2 separate regions of the Mus musculus genome follow, and region 1 is linked to region 2. Evidence: chromatin contacts called from ENCODE Hi-C or POLR2A ChIA-PET data. All regions are on one chromosome and are shown on one strand. Each heading gives the region's core, a stretch centred on a gene start or an enhancer-like site at or near the end of the contact. The rest is flanking DNA. Distances are from core to core; before and after follow the strand shown. Region 1 holds the start of Olfr1419 (olfactory receptor 1419). Region 2 holds the start of Ms4a6d (membrane-spanning 4-domains, subfamily A, member 6D).

Region 1 (4,130 bases), core at 303-2,802, 270 kb after region 2:
ACAGAATGATAGTTATCTATCACCTGTTGTCAACATTCTTTTTTTCTTTAAGATTTATTTATTATATGTAAGTACACTGTAGCTGTCTTCAGACACCCCAGAAGAGGGCATCAGATCTCATTACTGATAGTTGTGAGCCACCATGTGGTTGCTGGGATTTGAACTCAGGACTTTTAGAAGAGCAGTCAGTGCTCTTAACTGCTGAGCGGTCTCTTCAGCCCTGCTGTCAACAATCTTATTCATTTGTTTCCTCTTTTCCTCTGAGTTTCCTCTGCCAGCCTTTATCCTAAGTCCTGTGGTAGAAAAGAAGGCCGATTAAGGCAGCATGGGTCGATCCAGGACTCAGTCACTGAAAATCTAATAGAAGTAGAGGGTGACAATTAACACTTCCTAGACCCAGGTAGTCATGAGTGCAAGTACTGCTCCAGTCTCATGGCCTATTGATTTTGAGTTTCTTTTCCATCATACTGTGTTCTCCCTTGTTCAGTGAATAATTTCCCCCAGGAAGGAATCTTTCTGGCTTTCTGAACCAGAACATTCTTGTCAAAAGTCTTTTTACTGCATCAGTCACCTCTTGGTTCCTTAAACTATAGATTAAGGGATTCAGCAATGGGGAGAAGAAGGTATAGACAACAGATACTGCCCGGCCTTCTTCCGGGGAGTAGCTGGAGCTAGGGCGAAGGTAGATGAGGGTGCAACATCCATACTGCAGGACAACCACGAGGAGGTGTGAAGAGCAGGTGGAGAAAGCCCGGCGTTTCCCCTCTGCTGACGTCATCCTCAGGATGGTAGCCACAATGCAACCATAGGAGAGACAGATAAGGAGAAAAGGAATGGCTACTGCAGCCACGCTGATGGCAAAGAGAGCTGCCTGGTGTATATGGGTATCTGTACAGGCCAGGCGCATGACTGCAGGCATGTCGCAGAAGAAGTGGTAGATTTCATTGTGGCCACAGAATGGGAGGTGGCAGATCAGAATGGTCAAAGGCAGTGACAAAAGGAAACCCAGCCCCAGAGAACCTAAAGCCATCTGCCCACAGAGCTGCCAACTCATAATGAGGCTGTAATGCAATGGATGACAGATGGCCACATACCTGTCATAGGCCATGATGGCCAGCAGGACACAGTCAGATCCTCCAAGGAGGATGAAGAAGAACATCTGGGCCCCACAGCTGGGCAGAGAGATAAGCATCTTCCCCATGGAGAGAATGCTAGCTAGAGTCAGTGGAGCAATGTTGGTGGAATAGCCAAGCTCTAATGTGGCCAACACAAAAAGGAAGAAGTACATCGGGGTATGGAGGGAGTGATCCTGCCAGACTGTGAGCCCAATGGTGAGGTTTCCAATGAGACTTCCTAGATACAGCAGCAAGAAGCCCACAAACACTAGGGAAGCCACTGTAGAGTTGGTTGAAAAGGGGCGGAAGTGGAAATATACCACTCCTGTCTGATTTTCCTCCTCCATCAGACCTAGTACAAGGAAAAGAGTCAAGGGTAAAGTTACTTTCCCATGTCACTAAGCTATATTAAATCACAGTCTGCAGTTAACCAAGTGCTTATTCTCTGAGCTTCCTTTGAATTTCAACCCCAGCTAGCTCTGTGACTTTGGAGAAATATGGGCTCCAGCATTTTCACTGTAAAATTCAGAAATGTATGACACCCACCTCAGAGTGTTGGTGAAAATTGAGCAAGACTCTATGACTACAAGCACAGAGACCAATGCCAGGCATGCATGAGGGTCTCGATATATGCTACCTTGTGTTGTCCATGTCGTTCCTGATCATCATCCCTCTTCTTTTGGAGCAAAACTTTCTCACCGGCCTCATGCCCTTTTGTTTCTATGACTACACATTCATAGAACAGCTCACAAGTACAGATCTCTAAGGATGTATGTGATCCCCACACCAAGCGCAGACGGCAAGCTACACAAGTCTGCCTTTTACCCATTCTGCAAGTGTGGGTATTCAGAGCCCAGATCACTAAAATAGGATGCATTTTTACCTATCTAATCCTTTAAAACTTGGAATTCTGGTATTTTTTCTTAAATATTCAACAATTCAATTTCACAGTTGCATTGTGTCAAATAGCAACCTTACAGCTGATCCATCTTCTTCCACATCTCCTTTTATCCTTGTTCCAATGGCATCTACCTTATAAAGGATTTCCAACCTCCTTTTACAGGGCTCACCCCCCTACCTACCTCAATATTATAGGCCCAGTGTAGTCTTTTTTAAATGCTTTCTAAGCTGTGTTGATCAATTCTGAGAGTCTTAAAAGATAGCTTCTTATTCTTGCATTATCAATACAATTATTAAATCCTGAGTCACAAAACAATTTTATAAGTGAAAATGGAGTTCTTTGCTGAGGTGCAACTTCAGGAAATAACATTTAAAAATCTCTACTGCCCTGGTCACCGGCTCTGCCTCTGCTGACACTTCCATGTTTCTGAACTTAAGTAAGCTGCAATATGGACTCACACATGCCTGCACACACATTTCCGTGTGATTGTGGTTAGCCTTTCAGTTGAATGAAACTGACTAAATTAGCGACTGAATGGTCTTTCCCTTGATGTTTGCAGAGGATACTCAGAAAGCTAAGAACACTATTCTTCTAAAAGTGAAGGATGAGATCAAAGAACAAGTTCAACTATTGGTTTATGCTAGTTTGATAACCAATGTAGCCTAAGCTTCAATATGGCGTTTGGCTTTTCTTTGTTTTTATGGTGATCACGCTGCTGGAGGAGAAATCATTTCACTTGGGAGTGTGACCACCAGTAGACTAGGTTGCTTATGCTCATGTAGCCAATGCTAACAGAAAAGAGGGCATAAAGGTGAGAAGAACGCAGGGCACATGGGGGAGTCTTGGGTGGAAAGTGAGGAGGAACTGGGGTGTTTATAATCAAGATCCATTATATATGTATATGTATGTACATATATATATATACACACATATGTATGTATGTATATGAAATTCTCAAAAAATAAGCAACAATATTAATAAGTAAAAAGTGATTCTTCATGCTGGAAGCTCTTCGGAGAAATTAATATTTAACAGCTAATTGTTTCACTGATAAGTGGATATTAGCCCAGAAACTTAGAATACCCAAGATCAATTTGCAAAACATAAGAAAATCAAGAAGAAAGACCAACGTGTGAATACTTCATTCTTCCTTAGAATAGGAAACAAAATACCCAGGGAAGGAGTTACAGAGACAAAGTTTGGAGCTAAGACAAAAGGATAGACCATCCAGAGACTACCCCACCCAGGGATCCATCCCATAATCAGCCACCAAATGCAGACACTATTGCACATACCAGCAAGGTTTTGCTGAAAGGACCCTAATATAGCTGTCTCCTGTGAGGCTATGCCAGTGCCTGGCAAATACAAAAGTGGATGTTCAAGTCATCTATTGGATGGAACACAGGGCCCCCAATGGAGGAGCTAGAGAAAGTACCCAAGGAGCTCAAGGGGTCTGCAGCCCTATAGGTGGAACAACAATATGAACTAACCAGTACCCCCAGAGCTCATGTCTCTAGCTGCATATGTAGCAGAAGATGGCCTAGTCAGCCATCATTGGGAAGAGAGGCCCCTTGGTCTTGCAAACTTTATATGTCCCTGTACAGGGGAATGCCAGGGCCAAGAAGTGGGAGTGGGTGGGTAGGGGAGCAGGGTTGAGGGAGGGTATAGGGGACTTTCGGAATAGCATTTGAAATGTAAATGAAGAAAATATCTAATTTTAAAAAAACTTCTTTAGAGAGATCAGCTAATAAAATACCCATACAATGAATTTTTTTTAAAAAAAAAAGCTAATTGTTAGAGAACCAGATGGCTCAAAGCTTTAGAAAAAAGTTGTTTTTATTCTTTATCAGCTCATAGAGAAATAGGTTTCATTGTAACTACTTTTAAACACTTTGTTTTCATTATCTCTAATAACATCTTAAAATGTTCTATTTTGTCAAAATAGTGAGAATTTTATAAGCTATGCAATATTCATATAAGTGTTCTTTATACTACCTTTTACTGAGTATAGGTTAAAGATATCCTAAACCAAAAATTAGCATTTTTAATCAAATTTATTCTAAATGAATCTAAAACAATGACATCATTTTAAGAGAAAATAATGAAAACAATTT
Region 2 (3,770 bases), core at 486-2,985:
ATTTATCTCTGGTCCTAATACATAGAGCCTCTCCCTCTGCCCTCCAACCACCCCAGGGTGTTCTGTGTGGAATTTACCGCCATCACTTTGATCTCAGCCTTTAGATGTTTCTTCAGGCTGTCTTGGCTCTGGTGGGAAGGCTGGGGTTTGTCTGTTTGGGGAAAGCTGATTCCATTTGGTGAAATCACTGTGACAGTCTCACTGGTCACTACTTGTGGAATCATGATGGAGCTTCCACGGCTGGAAGAGAAAATGGACTTAGCTCTTACAAAGAACTGCACACCCATCTTCCCACTCTCAAATCTGTAGGTGAGTACCTTACTGCATTCTTGACTTATCCTCCAAGGGAAGAAACTAGAAGACTAAAGAAAATGTAAAATCCCAAACCTTAGATTCAGAAGGATTTTTTTTTTCTGCTTGAGATAGAGGGTTGTTTTTAGACAATGAATATATACATAACATGACAACTCCCACTGATCCCAGTGAACAGAGCCAAATGTTTACATAAAACTTGTAGATTGGAACTGTTGAAATGACTCAGCAAATAAAGGCATTTGACTTCAAGCCTGAAGGTCTGAGTTCGATCTGCTGGACCCATGTAGCAGGAGAGATTCATTGCAAGCTGTCTGTGACCTGCAGATTTGCCTTAACACACATTCACCTGCATGCATACACACATATACACACAAAGAGCTATAATAAAAAGACTTTCAAAATGTAGCATTAATTTCCTAGTTGCTATCATGTTTGAGTGCACTGTCCCTTATTCTGATGAGTTTTATCCTCAGGTTGTTCTACCAGTCTTGAGATATAATTAAAATTTGATCTTCAATCTTTTCCAATTTATGCTACTACTCAAACTACTGAGAGCTATTTGTTCATTGTTTGTCTCATAGTGTTATTTCCAGCATATTTCATCATAGTTTAGAACCCTCACAGTAATTCTATTTGTTAGTAATGTCATAATCAAAAAAGAATTTCAGAGGTAAATTTTGATTCATGTGTGAAAATAACACATGATTTTATAATGACATAGGCTTGATGCTAAATAGATATTTAAAGTTTTTGTTATTAACCAGTTGCCTACACACAGTTGGGTGCTGGATCCCAGCTGTCTCTGTCTCTGGTTCCTCACCCTATTTTCCCACCTGCCTGCGGCAGCCTGTGTCTAAGTCTCCTCAGTGTGGAGAAGCACCTGAATGCAGAGTGAGAAGCCCTGGAGTTGTAACCTGAGGTTCAAGATTAGAACTGTGCCCTTGTTAGGAAGAACCAAGTTGCCTGTGGAATTGGTTTCTGAGCTCAGTTTGCCTCTCTTTTCTGTTCCACTCTCAGACCTTAGACTGCCTAATTAGTGAATGGCTTAAAAGCCTTTGCAGGTACAAGAGCTCTGCTTTTGTTAATTACATGACCTTAGGACAGTGACCACCAAGATCATGGAACTAAAACCAGCCAGGACCGATATAAACCCAATACCCATTCCGTTTGCCCATTTAGTTCTGAAGTGTCCCAGTGTCTCTATTGCTTCCATAAGCACCAGCAATCTCTTACAGTGCAGTCCCAGAAATAGAGTGCTGTACAAAGGAATTTCTCTTCAGGGTTGCCTACCTGAGCCTGTGCGCCTTGTCACCCAGTCACTTCCAGCTGAGCTCTCAGAAACCCCAAGAGCTTTAACTATGGGTTTTCTCAGTCTGATCCTTGGTTCCTTCTTGTGAAGTTCTAACTGTCCCAGCCCTTCCTTCTTCTGTGCTCACTGCACAGGAAGTGGCGCTTACAGTCTGGACATGTGAATGTGCCTTTACTTCCTTTTTCATAGACTTCCAGTAACCAGGAAAATGACTAATTGGACCAGTTCTGGGAGACTTGTAGGTTACTTTTCCTTCCCATAAAATATCATCATGACAGCACTGACATTTTTATCACTGGTTTGAATTTTGTGTCTCTCTAATTATCCTAGATCTAGAATACACATTCAGTGGCAGAGCTGAACCTGCTGAGCATCTCAGAGACCCTAATTTCTGATCTGATCCTCAGTGTGCATTATGCTTACGTGTCTATTGGGTGCCAATGGACAGAGTGAACCAAGTTGTTATGAAAACTGACAAAGGTGTTCTTCTTCCGAGCTGGTTTGCGTCTGCGAAGGATAGCATTGCCTTCAGATCCTGACTTAGTGTCAGTGGAGTTCTGCACATTCCATCTTGGCCCACAATGATATGAGTATCACAAAACCAAGCAAAAACTTCCGTTCTTCCCAAACTTATGAGTCATGAAAGTTGTGGCAGAGATGGAACAAGGAAGATGAACAGAGTTAGACGTCATATTCCCCAAGGCCAGTGATCTTGTGGTGTTAAGTAGAATGTCAGTCAGAGTAGCTTTTCTCAGCTCTGTAACTACTCCATGCTAGAGGGATCATGCATGGGGTTAAAAACTAAAATCTACAGGTAAATAAATAATATGCTACATTTATAAAGGCTTTAATCAATGAACTTAACAAAATATTTAATGATTTCTGCAAAGCTCAAAAATCTAGATCACTATTAGAATACAACTAAGTTTTTCTTTGGTAGTTAGACAGTTACCAGGAAACACTTCCAATCAAAAAAGGGGGGGCAAAAATAGACATGAATACCCAATGGTCTCATGGGCACTGTTTTTTTTTCTTTTATTGATTCTTTGCAAATTTCACATCATGTACCACAGCCCCACTTACCTCCCCCTCCTCTGGTACCTGTCCTCCACCCTTGCCATCTCCCCCCAGCAAAGAAAAAAAAATCTCATTGTGGAAGCTGTAGTGTGTCACAGTGTATCCCACAGTATTCCCTTTTGTCTAAATTTATTTGCTTGAAAATATCTGTTGCAATGATTCTTGGTCTGGTATGAGACCTCTGACTTCTGCTATTCTATCAATACTGAAACCTCACTGGGACTCCTCTCAGATATCCTGTTGCCCTGTGTCATGGAGATCTTATAGCTTTGGATCTATAGGACCACTCCCTTCATACACTCCAGCTGTTCATCGATGAGGTAGATATTGGGGTGGGTCAATTCAAAGCCCTGAACCTGGGCCTGAGAAGTTTATGAGCTTGTCAGATCACAAGCTCTCAGGCCCTTGGTGCAGCTCACTGGCAAATGCCAGTGAGGGACAGGACCACTTCTCACACTCTCAGAACCCTGGGGCCAGCTCTCCCACCTGCCATAGATGGCAAAGGAAGAGGGAGGGAGAAGGTATCTCTCCATCACCCACTCTGTCTCATGGCAAGCTAGTTGCAGACATGTTTACACCCTTGGGGCCCACTCACTGGCAGACCCCACATCCGGGTCAGCTCTACTGTGCTGACCAGGTGAGGTGCAGGTCTCACCCTAAGTGCTGCATCTGGGGGTGGGGGTAAGTCTAGCTCTCCAGCTCTCATGATCCCAGGGCCAGGTCTTCTACCTGCCAAAGGTGGTGAGGGGAGAGGTAGGAGGAGGCTGTCTCTTCCTTGTTCCTGCCACACAAGGGAGACTCCTATGCTCCTATCCTTGAAGGCTGCTCACCTGCAACTCCTCAAGTGTGGGCCCTACTCTTTTGAGAACTTGAGCTGGCTAGGGGCGAAGTCAGCTTTCCTGCTCTTAGCCCACCAGAGCCAACTCTCTCAAGATGCTCAGATGAGACCTCAGATATCAAGATGTCCCCAATCAGCAGCCCAGACCAGAGACATCTGCTTAGCCTTCACTCGTGACAGACTTCTGCTGCTGTAGGGCCTCAGACCCAGATGTGGTCCATGGCAGCTGCA

The links. Hi-C counts contacts between places; a loop is a spot of excess contacts on that map. ChIA-PET counts read pairs that join two places held with the same protein, here RNA polymerase II (POLR2A).
Region 1: a loop to region 2 is called in a map of mouse embryonic stem cell, with 3 times the contacts of the local background. The contact joins the promoter of Olfr1419 here to the promoter of Ms4a6d in region 2. A Hi-C loop is called at or near these places in 2 of 37 maps with a recorded cell type or tissue (both mouse embryonic stem cell). POLR2A ChIA-PET finds 5 or more read pairs at or near these places in 1 of 5 experiments (embryonic stem cell).

Annotation. Positions count from the first base shown.
Region 1 is chr19:11,869,753-11,873,882 of GRCm38, forward strand. Olfr1419 (olfactory receptor 1419) reads right to left here and starts at 1,553. Exons shown (of 1, transcript NM_001011775.2): 1 at 394-1,553. The coding sequence starts at 1,462. The coding sequence ends at 431.
Region 2 is chr19:11,603,069-11,606,838 of GRCm38, forward strand. Ms4a6d (membrane-spanning 4-domains, subfamily A, member 6D) reads right to left here and starts at 1,736. Exons shown (of 7, transcript NM_026835.2): 1 at 1,606-1,736; 2 at 78-240. The coding sequence starts at 224.